2 separate regions of the Homo sapiens genome follow, and region 2 is linked to region 1. Evidence: chromatin loops called from intact Hi-C (ENCODE). Cell type or tissue: dorsolateral prefrontal cortex. All regions are shown on one strand.

What was found. Hi-C counts contacts between places; a loop is a spot of excess contacts. Peaks named below come from ENCODE experiments on the same cell type or tissue, not always from the same donor. Only the 100,000 strongest peaks of a DNase experiment are listed, where the experiment ranks them.
Region 2: it touches region 1 in a loop (4-fold over the local background); 3 of 110 quality-filtered maps call a loop at or near these places.

Annotation. Positions count from the first base shown.
Region 1 is chr12:114,368,422-114,376,421 of GRCh38, reverse strand. All of the region lies in intron 7 of TBX5 (T-box transcription factor 5), which reads left to right. Among named protein-coding and RNA genes, the nearest start is that of TBX5, 34 kb to the left of the region's middle. In dorsolateral prefrontal cortex, a CTCF peak has its summit at 4,834; a DNase peak (open chromatin) is centred at 5,011; H3K4me3 peaks cover 794 bases; H3K27ac peaks cover 1,016 bases.
Region 2 is chr12:114,161,574-114,169,573 of GRCh38, reverse strand. No RefSeq gene overlaps it. Among named protein-coding and RNA genes, the nearest start is that of LINC02459, 76 kb to the left of the region's middle. RefSeq lists an enhancer at 5,144-6,343. In dorsolateral prefrontal cortex, CTCF peaks have their summits at 2,812 and 3,013 (motif pointing left); a DNase peak (open chromatin) is centred at 3,003; H3K27me3 peaks cover 3,806 bases.

The DNA of each region.
Region 1 (8,000 bases):
TAAGTGAGTCATGTCATGTTGATCTTTCTGTGTCCGGCTTGTTTCACTTAACAATGTCCTCCAGGTTCATTCATGTTGTCTCAAACGAGAGGATTTCCTTCTTTATTTTTAAGGCTGAATAGTATTCTAGTGTGTGTGTGTGTGTGTATATATATACACACCACATTTTCTTTATCCATTCATCCACTCATGGATACTCAGGCTGATTCCATATGTTGGCTCTTTTGAATCGTGCTGCAATGATCATGGGAGTGTAGATATCTCTTTAAGATACTGATTTCATTTCCTTTGGGTGTATATCTAGAAGAGGGATATACATATATCCCTGGGTCATATGAGAGTTCTATTTTTCTGTTATTTATATATTGTTTTGTTTTGAGATAAGGTCTTACTCTGTTGCCCAGGCTGGAGTGCAGTGTCATGATCAGGGCTCATTACAGCTTCCACTTCCTGGGTTCAAGCAATCCTCCCACCTCAGCCATCCAAGTAGCTGGGACTACAGGCACGTGCCACCATGCCTTGTTAATGTTTTTCAATTTCAGTAGAGACAAGACCTTGCTATGTTGCTCAGGCTAGTCTTGAACTCCTGAGCTCAAGTGATCCTCCTGCCTTGGCCTCCCAAAGTGCTGGGATGACAGAACGTGGGCCACTGCACCTGGCTGATAGTTCTATTTTTAATTTTTTTGGGAACCTCCATACTGTGTTCCATGGTGGCCGCACCAACTTGCATTCCCACCAGCAGTGTGCAAGGATTCCTTTTTCTCCACATCCTTGCCAACATTTGTTATCTTTTGTCTTTTTGAGAATAGCCATCCTAACAGGTGTAAGGTGATATATCTCATGTGGCTTTGATTTGTATTTCCTCAATGAGTAATGAAGTTGTACATTTTTATTATACCTCTTATCTATTTGTATGTCTTCTTTTGAGAAATGTCTATTCAGGTCTTTTGCCCATTTTTTAATGGGATTTTTTTCACCACTATTGAGTTGAGTTCATCCACAATTGAGCAGTGTTTCTCAAACTTTTGGTAGACATCACAATTACCTGGGGGGCTTGTTAAAAAAGATTTCTAGGTCTCACTCTCAGAGGTTTGAGTCAGTGGCTTCAGGGATGGGTCAGAAACTGCCCTTCAACAGTTTTCTCCAGTGGCTCTGATGGAGGTGTCCCCTGGTCACACTTGGGTAATCCCTTGGTTCTAGAGAATGAGTGAGCACTAGAGAATGCAGATGAACACGTGATTGTATTTCTGCAAACAAAGCCCATGTATGGGCCATTTTACACAAAAGGCAACCCTTTTCTCTACTTAGTACTCAACTCACACTGAACATTAGAATTACCTGTAGTCCTCCCCTCAGTGTTCTATTATGAAAAATCGAAGGCGTGTGAGAAACATGGAAGAATTGTACGATGAGTGCCCATGTACTCACTGCTTAGAGTCTACAATTAAAATTTTGCTATATATTTGCTCTACCACATATCCCTCCATCCACTCACCTATCCATCCATTCATCTAGCCATCCTTCCGTCCCTCTCTCCCTCCCTCCTTCTTTTTATTGATGCATTTCAAATTAAATTGCAGACATGAGTACATTTTACCCCAAACACTACAGTGTGCACATCATTAACTAGGACTCAATTTTTGTTCACACTCCTGTATTTTAGGTTGAATTTATATAGGGTGAAATGTACAAATGTTAAGTACACCTCTCACTGTTTGGCACATGCACATACCTGTGAAACCCAAGCCCCTATCCAAATATAGAACATTCCCATCACCCCAGAAAATTCTCTCATTTCCTGCCCCCTTGTCACTCCCTGCCTCCTTCTCTTCACCAGAGGCAATCAATGTCCTGACTTTTTTCACTATAGGTTAGTTTTGTCTGTTATAGAATTTCATATAAATAGGATCATCCAGTGTATACTCTTTGTGGAAGACTTCTTTCTCCTGGGAAGCTTTTAAAAACTCCCAGTGTCCATGCTGTTCCCCAGAACTATAACATCAAATTCCCTGGGGGTGAGTTTGGGTGTCAACATATCTATTTTTAATTTCCCAGGTGATTATGGTATGCAGCCAAGCTTGAAACCAACTCCCCTAGAGGAAGTTCCTCGTCTTTGTCCATCCCCACCCTAAGCCGTGTCCCCCAATCACCCAACTCCACTAATTAACATCCTCACATTAAAATTTTATTTTCCAAGAGACCTGCTACCTTGTAGTTGTTCTGAACAGGGAAGGAGGCAGACTTTTATATTAGCACAGAAAACATTTATCATTCCTTCAGAAATAGTTGCTTTGGGTGACTTTGCCAAGGTCATCCTCAGAAGCGAAGGTCACCAGGAAGTCCTTGGCTTACTTCTGGATCATCAGTGGCCTCCACATGATTTTCCCCAGAACAAAGGATGCCCCAAGGCAATCCCTTTGGTACAGAAAGCAGTTTGAGAAAGCTGTAGCATTCCAGCTTCCAGAAGGATTGAGGCCTTGGAGGACTCCTTCTCACCACCCTACCCCTGTTCCAAAATCATGTAAAAGAAAAGACTAAACCTAAGTCATAGTTAAGCTGGTTTAAATGGTTAATTTACAAGACTGGACTAAAATATTGGCTGTTCAGTTCAGTACTAGACTATTTGATGAATTATTACCATAAATTCATTAAAAGTTTAGCTTGAGGCTGGGTGCGGTGGCTCATGCCTATAATCCTAGCACTTTGGGAGGCCGAGGTGGGCGGATCACAAGGTCAGGAGTTTGAGACCAGCCTGGCCAACATGGTGAAACCCCGCCTCTTCTAAAAATACAAAAATTAGCTGGGCATGATGGTGGGTGCTTGCAGTCCCAGCTACTTGGGAGGCTGAGGCAGGAGAATCGCTTGAACCTGAGAGGCAGAGGTTGCAGTGAGCTGAGATTGCACCATTGCACTCCAGCCTGGGCGACAGAGCGAGACTGTCTCAAAAACAAACACAAACAAACAAACTTTAGCTTGAATTGTCCTTTTATGTCTGTAGTTTTACAAAGTTTAGCTTGAATTGTCCTTTGTTGTCTGTAGTTTTACATCTAGCTTTTACCCGCAGAATCCACACCTGCCCTGTGAGATAGGCCTCTTGTTCTCCGTTATGCAAACAGGGAAACTGAGACAAAGGGTAATGTCATGAATTGCCCAGGACTTTTCTCCATGATTTCCGAACCATCTCTATAGTTTGAGTCAAAACCGTTTTTTGAATCACAGACCCTTTTTGAGTAGCCAATGCAAATGTGAACCTCTTCCTAGAAAAAGTGATCAGCTCTAAATATTTGACATTTTTGGGTATTCATACCCATTTGAAGCCCTTGCTGGGTAAGAACCTCTGCTCCAAAATATAATAATGTATATTTACAAAATAGTGTTTATTGAGCAATGTGTCCCCAGTGTGTGTGTGTGTGTGTGTGTGTGTGTGTGTGTGTGTGTGTATGTATATATATTCGCTAAGCCTTTCCATGCATCATTTCATTTTATAACCCCAAAGAGGTGGCTATTTTATTATCCCCATTTTATAGACAGAAGACTGAGGCTTGGGTAAAGGAAGAAACTAGCCAGCAATGGAGTGGTCTAGTTCGTGCCTGGATACTGAAGGAAGGCACATTCACCTGGCCTGACATCGGAGCCTGAGCTTGATGCTACCACTCTGATACTATATTATCTACAGATTTAACAAGTGGGACCCAAGGCCCCAAACCAAAATTTTTACAAGTGGTGGGTACTTAAGGCCAGGGAGAGAAGTGCCTTTGAGTTTCTTGGCACCCCTCAAATCATATAGCCCTGGTTGAGTCAACAATGGGAAATTTAGGCCTTATAAGGTGGCTCATGTCTATTATCCCAGTGCTTTGGGAGGCAGAGGGGAGGATCACTTGAGGCCAGATCAAAACCAACCTGGGCAATATAGCAAGACCCCATCTCTAAAAAAAAAAAAAATACAACTATTGGCTGGGTGTGGTGGCACATGCCTACAGTTCCAGCTACCTGGGAGGCTGAAGCAGGAGGACCCCTTGAGCCCAGGAGCCTGAAGTCACCGTGAGCTATGTTCATGCCACCTCACTCCAGCCTGGACAACAGAGTGAGAGTTTGTCTTAAAAACAAAAGAAAAAAACCGACAATGGGAAAGTTTTATAACCTCTTTGTGCCCTCACCCCCATTCTTTTTTGAAATTTGTATAAATTTAGAGAGTACAAGGGTAGCTTTTATACCTGGATCTATTGCATAGTGGTGAAGTCGGGCTTTTAGTGTAAGTATCACTTTAATAGTGTACATTGTATCCATTAAGTAATTTCTCATCCCTCACCCACCTCCCACCCGTCGGAGCCTCCAATGTCTGTTATTCCATGCTCTATGTCCACGCCCAGGTTGTACACATTCTTTAGCTCCACTTATAAGTGAGAACATTGTGTCCCCTTATTCTCATCAGCAACATGGTACCCAGCGCCCTTCTCCTGCTGGTGTAGTGTAAACTGAGTAAGCACTTTGCAGACTTGAAGAAGCCAGTGATTATTTACTATTTGCACTAGGCGAAATCCAGCCTTGGGTGTGCCCTCTGCAGTCCCTGCCGTGTCCGTGCATGTTAGATCAGAACAACTTCCTCAAGTGTATTAGAATTAGAATGTTAAGAAATCAAGAAAGCTCTCAAGGGGTGATGTGGCCCCCTTTTTAATTTTAATCACAGATTAAAATGCTATCGAGAAGAGGAATTTGCTCCAAGAGAAGAGGGATTTCACAGTCCCTCGCCTTGCCCCAGTGCACTGCTTTAGTTGTTTGAAAAAGGCTGCCAGAAATTGGGTAAGGATCACCAGGAAAAAAAAAAAAAAAAAAACACAAAAATCTGAACATGCCAGCGCCCCCTGCCACCTGCTCCCATGAAAAGGCCAATTCAGTCGGCTGTAGTGGAAAACGTTCTCCCGGGTGTTCATTAGCTGGAGGGAGGCTGAGGATGCAGTTTGGCCGTGGATTTCAATATTCCCTTGTAACGTTTTACAACCCAGACCCAGCGACAATGGCGTCATTCATTGCACTCGCTCACGTGGAACAGAACATGAGAGAAGGGCAGAGCTGGGGAGAAGCTGGTCTGTGGGCGCTGATACCCAAGGCCAGCTGAGGTACTCAGGACCCCCAGCTCGTGTTGGGGTCGGGGGTCCCAGACTCTTGTCAGAGCTTGTCCATGGGATGCAGGTGTAGCTGCTTGATACAGCAGAGAGCAGTGAGATTTGACTGTTGCAAACTAAAGTTTCTGCAAAGAGTAGGATAGATCAGTAGATCTTGATATTGCCCGGGTGGAGCCAATATCCAATTCTCTCATTACCAGCATGCTTTATAAAGTGGGATTTGCCAAGTAGTTGGTATGGAGGTAACAATTGCTTATTATTAAGCATTAGTTAGGTGGCTGATATAATGGGCTTATGGGGACTTTTATCACTCATCCCCGTTCCACCATTCCCCTTGATATAGGGACTTGGAAGGAAGGGCGGGAGGGGTATGAGGGATAGAAGGCTATATATTGGGTACAGTGTACACTGCTCGGGTGATGGGTTCATGAAAATCTCAGAAGTCACCACTAAAGAACTAATCCACGTAACCAAACACTACCTATTCCCCCAAAACAAAAAAATTTTTAAAATGTCATGTGAAAAAAATAAACATGATAACTGATAGGAAAAAAAAAGGTTAAATGAGGTCATAAGTGTGGGGCTTTAATCTCACAGGATGGTGGCCATATAAAAAAGAGGAAGATAGATAGATAGAGAGAGAGAGAGAGAGAGAGAGAGGGAGAGATCATCCCCCACTCTAACCCTCCCTGCCTGGCATGTGAGGACACTGAGGGAAGGCGGCCATCAGAAGCGAGGAAGACAGGCATCACCCGAAACTGACCATGCTAGCACCCACATCTCCAGAACTATGAGAAAATACATTTCTGTGTGTGTGCTTTTTTTAAAGTATTAGGTGGCGTGAGTTTTGGAATAGGATTGACCCTGGGTGAGACTCAGCTTTGCCTCTTAGCTGTGTGGTCTGGGACAAGTCACTTGACCTCTCTGTACCTGCCTTTTCTTTTCTTTCTTTTCTTTTTTCTTTTCTCTTTTCTTTTCTTTTCTTTCTTTTCTTTTCTTTTCTTTTCTTTCTTTTCTTTTCTTTTCTTTTCTTTTCTTTTCTTTTCTTTTCTTTTCTTTTCTTTTCTGAGACAGAGTTTCACTCTTGTCATCCAGGCTGGAGTGCAATGGTGCTATCTTGGCTCATTGCAACCTCCACCTCCCAGGTTCAAGTGATTGTCCTACCTCAGCCTCCCAAGTACATGCCCAGCTAATTTTTGTATTTTTAGTAGAGACAAGGTTTCGTCATGTTGACCAGACTGGTCTTGAACTCCTGATCTCAAGTGATCTGCCTGCCTCAGCCTCCCAAAGTGCTGGAATTACAGGTGTGAGCCACCGTGCCTGGCCCATCTGCATTTTCTTATCTCTAATGTAAATGTAACTGTACCTGTGAAATGAGGTTCTTGCCAGGATCAAATCAGGATAAGCATATAAGTCAAGCAGTACGGTGGCTGGAACATTAGGAGGCATTGAAGAACAATGTAGATGAGAATGATGATGATGATGATTAAAAAAAGAGCAGGCTCCTTTTGCTGCCTGTATTTCTAGAGACAGAAGGGCTTTTCAACTTTCACTTTAATTCTCTTGTGTCCTTGCTTCTTCATGGATGTTCTTAAGCTGTAGAAGAAAATAGTTTTATCTTCTCATCTGGAGGACTTTAGAGATTTCTGTCATACTAACCACGTCTCTTTGGTTGACCGTTCCTTTGATCCATGGATGAGCTCTGTGAAAATTGCCCCGCTGTTGTTTGATTCTAACATTTTCTTTCCTTTGCATGTGTAATTCTATAATGATTGAGAAGTCACTTCCCCATTCCATGCCCATATTTTGACACTTGTCAGAGGGGTTTGGGGACATCGTATTTCAGGCATTAACAGAGATGTTCACGATCGGTGTTGGGGATGATGTTTCAGGCTCTTTAGAGGGAAACAAGCTGTGAGGGACAAGTGGTTATTGGGATGATATTGCTTTTCCCACTTCTGTGTTAGTAATCAAAAGCAGGACTTGGCCTTTCCAGAGAGCAATTTTGCAATTTGGCTGTACTGGAACGGAGAATTCCACGGAGTCCATTGATACATTCTCTTGTAAACTCTCTCAGCCAACATTTTTTGGAGGTTATTTTCTTTAATTAAAAAGAAAAACTGTTCCTATTAAAAATATAAAACCAAAAGAGATTTCCCCCTTCCTCTTGGAGCTCTGACAGCAAAATATTGGAACTAAATAGATCTAAATAGAATTGTCGGCAAGTTTTGACAACTTTTATAATGTTTTATTGTTATTATAATTTTTCTTCTTTTTCTTTTTTTCTTTTTTTTTTCCATTACGTAGCTTGAACCACAAAGCAAGAGCTGTAAAGCTAATTCCATTCCCTTCAGCCTCCTGGCCCCAGGGGGAGATTCTGACTGGTGCGGCTGCTCGGATGGCTCCAGCTTTGGTTCTGAGATGGCACAGGGAAGCTGGGCTAGGAGACCCCTGGGTGTCCTGAGGGTGTCTGTAGACTCATGGAAACTTGGCAGATGCTCTGTGTTCCTGCCTGGCCACTCTGGTGTGCTTTCACATGACAAACAAAGGCAGGGACATAGGGTGGAGATGTTCACACACTTGAGGGGGTAGAAGTAGAAAGAGTCTTGTACCCCAAAACCCTGCTCCCCTAAAAGCATATTGTGTTCTAAAAATTGAAAGACATCATTAGGATACAATGCAAAAGTTATGAGGAAATGATTGGATTAGAATTCTAGTTGTGTCTCTTTCTAACTCTGTGATCTTGAACAAGTTGCTTCATCTCCCTGGGCCTCAACTTCCTCATCTGTAAAATGGGATCAAAGATAATACCTATCACATAGAGTCATAGAAAGGATGAAATGGACGAATTCAAGATCCTTCAAAATGCGTTACGTG
Region 2 (8,000 bases), 210 kb after region 1:
ACATACCCTTCTTTATACAAATAGGGGAAACTGAGGCCTGTCTAGGGGAAATTTCTTGCTCAAAGTTTTGAGCTAGCGTGGTCAGCCCTAGCTCTTGAATTAGCAATGATTGCCCCGAATCTTCAGGTCCTCCCTTTCCCTGCTACTCAGAGCCCTGATGAAATATCTACATTAATTGATTAATGCTGTGAATAACTATTCCCATTAGAGATAAATAATGCATGCTCTTAAGGCTGAGTTCTGGCATGGCATTGATTGAGAACAAGGAAGGATGGGGTGGCTGTCCACACAATGAAGTGTCTTCTAGAAATTGAAGTGACTGTCCAGTAGAGAAGATACAAAAGCCATGTGCACCTGGGTTTCGGGAGAAGCAGCCCACAGGACAAAATCCACTCCAGCTTTCTTCTAGGGCTTCACCTCCTGGCCCCTTCATCTGAGCCTTGATATACAACATCTCCTCACTGCAAGCCTTTCTTAAAATGCCTGCTTTCTCTTATCCTTTCAGAACGTAACCGGCACAGGGTATGTGCTCAGTTCCAGGCCCAGGAGCCTGACCTAATTGTTAGGGGGTAAGTAGAGAAGTCAGACTATATAAGCCTTTCAAAAGGCAGTGGATTACCCTCCCTGGGAAACCTTTTATAGGTAGTCTCCTATGGACTCCCACAATCCCCTGACCTCCCTTAGCTGAGGGCTCACTGCACTCTCATATCCCAGGAAGCCAAGTGGGTTGGAAAGCCCTCTAAGCAGAGGGAATACCCTGTGCATAGACCTGCGGGGCAGGTAGTACAGAGCCTGTGCAAGGAGAGACAGCTGTCCTAGAGCTCAAGTGAGCTGTAGAAGAGGGCAAGGGTCAGAAGCTGTGGTCTTGAAAAAGTGTTCAGAACACCGGATGAGAAGACATCCCTTCAATAACCACCATGGAATAAGCCTCAAGATCGTGTGGTGTGGTTCTGTCTCTCCAGGTAGGCTGAATATTGAAGGTAGGCCCTCTGGGTTCCTGCTGTGCTGACAGGCCACTGATGAAAGCAAGGTGGCCAAGCACAACATCCTGGAATATAACCTAGAATGGAGGGGAGAAACTCGGGGTTGACCCTCGGGTGAAGCAAGAGTATGCCTGTCAGCAACACCACTGTAAAACGGAAGTATGCTCTTGGCAGAGCATAGACTCCTTAAGCTCACATGCATCTGTAGGAGTCAAACTTCTCAGTCCAAATCCAGTCCTTAGCAAACTTAGCTAGGGTTAGTCTAGGCTGAAGACAATGCTAAAATTCTAAGCTTTTAGTCAAGAGGTCTTGGCTGGCTTAGTCTGCTGTGAGTCAGATGTTAGCTGCTGCTGTTCTCAAAGGCAGCTTGCCCCAGTTCTGGACTTTCAAAGTCTATTTGTCTTGCTCCACCCTCACAAAAGGGCTCTTGATTCCTATTAAATCCAAGACACAACAAAGAGCTGCGTGTACCAGACAAGCTCTTGTCTCCAAGTATCTTTCTCTATCTCTAATAACCTTAATAGTGAACTAACTTCAGGCTCCTGGCCCACAGTGGATGCTCAAATGTAGATCCCACAATATTGGGTGTTCTTCTTGATTGACATCCCTCCTAAGGGAACTAGTCCTAAATGTAGACTGAGATTCAAATTCATGCCTTAGGCGTTGGCCTCTGGGGGGTGAGCTTCACTCACAGGGGAGATGCCAGCTTAGAAGTATCTTATCCCAAGAAGTCCTCTCTACAGTCCAAATGGTACAGACCTCAATGATGGTAACACATCCTAATGCCCGAGGGCCTTCTAAAACTATACTGACAACTTCCAGCCTCAGCTAGATGAATCAACCCAATTTGTTCCTGGTCTAGTAAGACTCACTAAGAATCATTTCAAGCCTCTGCCTTTATCTGCAACAGAATAGTAGACAAAATTGCACCATCTCAAAGGTATTACCTGAAAGGCTGCCAAAAATCCCCACAACCAAGCTCAGTCTCCCTGCAGTGCTTAAGCTATGACAAAGCACAGACATAACAGACATAACTAATACAAATAGCCTGTTTTCTATTGCTGCATAACACAAACTTAGCAGCATAAAACAGCAGCTCAGCTCTGTAGGCCAGTCATCCAGGCAGTGACTGAGACTGTTCTGGTATCCCAAGGCTGAAATCAAGGTGTTAGCTGGGCTACATTCTCATCTGAAGGCTCTAGGGGATGTGTCAGCTTCCAAGCTCATTCTTGTTGGTATAACTTGAGTTCTTAGAGTGTAGGACTGCAGTATCTTTGTGGCTGTCAACTGCGGGCTGCTTTCCTCCGAAGGGCTTCCCGCATCCTTTGCTATGTAGCTCCACTTTCAAGCCAGCAACTGTGTCGAATCCTTCTAGGCTTTGAGTCTGACTTCCCTTTAAAGGGCTTGTGTGACTGTGTCAGGCCCACCCAGGACAATCTTGTCCTATAACAGAACAATCATATGCATGATCTCATGCACAAGGTCTGCCCACTCGAAGGGTTATATGAGGCATACCCACATAGGGTATGCCTTGGGCCACACCTGTGCGGATGCTGCTCTACCACTTATGGCATCCCCTGCTAGCCTCCCTGAGGACAGAGATGTTGGCTCTCACTGACCCCAGCACCTGTAGCTGGAACATGAGATTCTGGAGCTCTGGGGCTGAGTCTCATCTTCAGGGACTTAAGTATGTTCTACCAGATAATTTCTCTGCATAGACGCAGCTTTTAAGACATGAACTCTACATATCCCAAATTAAGAAGGCTGCCTAAGACTAAAAGCTGCATCCTTCCAGCTTGTATAATGTCCAAAGCATACCTAAGTCTCACTTAAACTAGCTCTGCTACTAATGCTGTCATCACTCACAACTTATACTTATAGGCGATAATGAACTAGACCTCTCCTGACACGACTTCCTGGCTGTGGTGGGAGAAGAACTCTCGAATGCCCCTTGTAAGAAGGCGCAAAAGGATTCCTCCTGAGATCTTAACTTCGCATGGAAAAATCCCTATGATGGGTGAGTGCTGCCCCCTCTAGGTCAGAAGGAGTCCTTGTGCCAGCTTTGTACTCACCACCCAAGAACTCGAGTGTCCTTTATAGTGGTACACTGAGACCTCACTACCTTCTACCCTCGAGAGGGAAGTAGCTCCTGGGCTGTTGTCTCCAAATGTTTGCTAGGATTACCTACTCTTTTCCCCCCCCCTTTATGTTCTTGTAGAATTGTAGGGACCAGGGCAGTGCCACATCAAGGGCAAGGAAACCAATCCTGACAGTCCTGAGCCCTCCCTTTCCTATTGAAAATGGAGTGAGAATTGCTCACTGCATGGCAAGTCCTGCCACCATTCCTCCCTGCACCAGTGGTAGACATTGCTAATCCATCACGGAACTTGGCTTATAGTGAGCTTCTACATGGATCTGGAGTTCTCCATATTCCTGGCAGCTACTAGCAGTTGATTGCAATATAGCAAACACTTGGTATTCCCTAGGGAGTCAAGAGGATGGGTTGTAACAAGTCTGTTTTCAACATTCTACACTGCTGGAACAGTAGTGCTCTATGCTCTGAAACAATAGCTGGCTCAGCCTGGTAACTTGTCTTTCCCTGAACCTCCCTTGGGTGAGAGTAAAGAGGCCAGGCTCTGGAAGTCCCTATCCTTACCTAAGCTCAATGTGGTTATGAGGTTGGAGATGGCAAAGTCAAAGACCTCCAAGATGAGATTGTCTTGGGCTCATGCATCAGTTTTTGGAGCGAAGCTGCACAACTTCTAAATGTGAGACCAGTGTCTTCCTAGTCTTTCAATGTGAGGTTTTGTGAGGAAACCTTGTCTCGCCTTCAGGGATGTTTTAGTCTGGGTTTTGTTGCCAACAGCTGTGTTTGTGTGAGTCTCTTAACCTTTCACAAAAGCAATGAATAACTGCCTACCTTAGGGGTTTCGGGGATGGTGTAGTGTAGCAATTGGCGGCTGTCAGGGTCTCGAACGGGGCAAATCTTCCCCTAAGGCTGAGTAACCTTTAACTCTTTCCAGGGGGTCTCTGTCTTCATCCTTGTAACTCTCCCAGCTTTCATCTTTCAGCCCTTCAGGGATACTGAACTCCTCCGGCTAACAGGTGACCTGTGGGTGACTGCACAGATGCTCCTGAAACCAGAACATCAAAGCCCATCCCAGGCTCGTGCTAGCCCTCCAGTGATCCAGCAATGACAAACTGCTGCCAAAGGCAATGATGACCAAGCCCCCAGCCCTCTGGGTACTGCTTGCTCGATGGCCTCCTTCCACATACTGTATTTAAATCCAAGCTCACATCTCAACTTGGGACTACAGAGCCTGAGGTGAGGAACTATGGAATCAGGGGGATGGCTTCAAATCTACTGAAGCCTAACTTTTAAGCCCTCAAGATGTGAGGCTGCTAGTCCAAGACATCTTAAAACAGGATATGAAAACAAATTTCTTAGCCTAGGAATGTAGTAGAGTAATCCTTCCAACAGATCGCTGAATGCCTGCCATGCTACAGAGATTCTTTGTGCTGAGGATGCAGTGTGGGAGTGTCCCTGCTTGCATGAAATGTTCTGGATGAACACACGATGTCAGGTAGTGATAGCCCTTATGAAGGAAAAATGAAGTGGGCATATAAGAATGTCTTGGACAACAATGTCTTGAACTTAATGTCTGACCCTGCCTGAAGTTATGATCTTCAGTAAAACAACTTGACCATGCCTATCCCACCCACAAAAAAAAATCCACCGTCAACTCCTGGGGTGCATGCTTCCACCCTTGGGGCACTTACTCTACATATTCTTCAGAGGGTAGAGGAAACCTTCAACCTACAACTGAGAACTGAGGGTAGTGAGTAACTGGACTCAGAAAGTGAAGTACCTCTAGTATCTGGCAACTCCCTGAAGGGCCATCACAATGGGAAGAACATGAAGCCTAATCATCCTGGAGGACTTCTAGCCTTCAGTTGAAGGAGTCTAGCCTGCTGGTTTTCTAGTTTGTGGGATACACATGGTTGGCCTGGGGTTTTCTGAACCTGTTTCTAGACACAGGTCCATGAACTTCAGGGCAATGACTTCATCTGGCCCCAACAATATTTATTGGGCTAATGTTTGACTTAGCCCCTGGTGCCACACAGGGGAGAACGACTCGTGTGTTAGTGGGAGCAAGAAGCAAGTACTACTGCGTGAGTACTGGGTCATAACTCGGAAGCAAAGAATATGCTATATAACAGCATACATCATGGAAACAAAGTGGAACGTCCTATATCGTGCACACATGTGGAAAAAACCTGTGTGATGGGGTCTGTCATAAGGTTATTCCATCTTTCCTGAAGTGGGATGAAGATGTTCATGGTACATAGAGGCAGATACTCATTGCTATATGCTCAAGTTATAGCTGGGCACTAAGGTGGTGGTAGGTGGGGTGATATTGGGGAAAAATAGGATGCTTTTCTATAAGCCACAGCCAGAAAGGAAACTGAACACAAGTGGCATCTCCTGAATGGCCATATAGACTCGAGTCACCGTAAAACCTAGCTTGACTGCTTAGTTATGTGCTTCATGTGCTTGTCCTCCACAGTATGAGTCAGGATGGACTCATCACCCTGTTGACCAGGATGGAAGGCAGCTATGTACTCCACACTCCTGGGAGCCTGCTGTGTAGCTGAGGGAAGTGAGTCATGGGTACCGGTCTACAGAATCCTCCTACTGTGTACTTCCTGTTTATGTGCTTCCTCAAGGGACCCAGGTAGAAGGAATTGTCTTAAAGGTCCTGGTGGAATTGAATCGAACTGAAGCAGCTTTGAAGGCCTGGCTTCTTGGAGGCTTCCAGGCTCTGGTCAAGTCTCTTCTGACCTCTGTTCTATAGCAAAAGAAGCTTTCCACTTCTGTCCTCCTTGCTGTGTGGTTTTGTCCTTAAATACACCTCCAGCTTGACCCAGCTCCTCCTCTTCCAGGTCCTCAGCAGTCAGCCAGTAAGCTACCTGCTCCAGGGTCAGGTGGTCACCTCAGCCCAATCAGCTGGTCCTGAATAGTGATTGTGAGGCATGACAACATGGCCTAACTGGGAACAGGGGTCTGGGCAGTTTGTGCCCAGGGACGATGGGTAGGCAGGGAGATGCTTATCCTAGTACCTTTAAAAAAAAAAAAAAAAAAAAAAAAAAAATAGTAGTAATGTATGGTCCAGGAAGAGACAATCTCAGGATGACTGTCCCCAGCATCTAAAGTATGACTCAGGAGCAAGGCTTCAGTCTTGTAGCTAGAAATGCCTGCCTGCCCCTGTCTCAGGTCATGGGTGGGCCCAGATGAATGCACGGATCCTCACCTCTCACCCCGAAATAGATCTTCACAAATCGTGAACCCAAAATGAACACTTAAGAGGTGCTTTACATGGACAGTCTCAGGCTACCCTCTTTGGAGGTATGTATAGGGAAGGTGGACAAAACTTCAGTTTTTCTTAAAAGTGCAAGTGACAGGGATCTGCTTTCTCTGGGCTTGGCTTTCCTATTTCCAAAACATGGTCGGTCTTGGTGACTGTTCAGTGGAGTGAACATCTTTATTTCAACAGGAACAAACTATTGTATAAGTGGTCACAAAGCCCAGTTGACTGATCAGTTATGTCCATGCCTTCTGGTTCTGCCCATTACTGATGGTGTTGACATCCTCAACTACAGGAGTGGATTTGTCTTATCAGTTCACATTTCATCTTGATGCTCTTAGGTACAAAGACAACTTCTTGGACTGTCCTTGCATGTAATGCTCACTATCATTCATGACAACTTTCTCTGCTCTAGTCAGCTCCAGGTTTCTTTTGATTGAACATGTCACACCTTTCTCCCTTCTAAACTGACTTCATATTTAAGTGGATTTCTCAGTCCAGTTCTAATAGTCTGAAACAAGTCAACAGACTAGCTTAGTCATTTCAATGGCTTGTAATGGCCTATAACACACCTACCCCCAGACCAAAAGCTGTTTATTCCCTTGGTTTTTGGCCCCTAAACCCACTGCTGAATAAGCACTGTTGCCTGTAGGTCTTCAAGCTGGTGCTCCCATTACTATGGCATAGATTTCCAGAACTGGGGCTGCTGGATTTCAAGAGTGTTTAGATATAACTAAGTCTTACTAGCTGTTGGCCAAACTGCTTTCCAAAAAGGATAATTCATCCCCCACTGTGAATGCATAAACTCTTATGAACAAGGCACAGCAAGTTCCTTTATGTGTGATAGTTCTTACCTGTGAGATCCTATAACTTCCTCTGGTTGTTCAACATAGCATTGTGGAGCAGGCATTTCATGTTTCTCTGTCCATCCCTGGAACAAGGAGTCTTAGCCAGGGCCTCAGTGTTCTAAATGGAACAACTTCTCACTACCCCCTTCCTGTAGGGAAATGGAGACCAGCAAACAGGCTTTTGTGTTGTGCAGGTGTTCCTGAATCTCATGCTTGGAAATGGGACTCAAAGGACTCTTGAGATGGAGACGGGCAGGGAGTCTTCCATGCAAAGCTAGTTGCCTCAGAGCAAACATTCTCAACTTGAGGCTGACTTACAGTTGCATGGGGTGTGGGCTTTGACCTTAAGGGACTTGTATCAATGCTGTTCTTGGTTTAAAAACCTTACCAGGAATGTTCGAAGAACACAAATCCTGCCCCTTGACAAAATGGATAGGGGAGACGCTAATCAAGGTCTGCTTCTGAGCCCCACTTGGCACCTAACCTTCTAGTAGTATAAAGGCACTAACAGATACTATGTGCTGCTAAAACTCTCCCCTCCCTGAATCTCAAAAGGTGTGGTATCTTGCAGCCAGAAGTGAAGACTGAGCTAGTACTAAGCTCAGGCTATCTGAGCTACATAGCTCAATTCTCCACCTTTTAACAAATCAGAGTATCACGTATCATAGTCCCCTAACAATCTTGTAAATGTGACTGTTTCTAACTAGATTGAGTTCCACAAGGGGTGGAGACTTCTGTTGACCACTCAATCCTACCTGGGCCAGCACAGAGCAGGTACCAGGCATTGTCTGAACTTGAACACA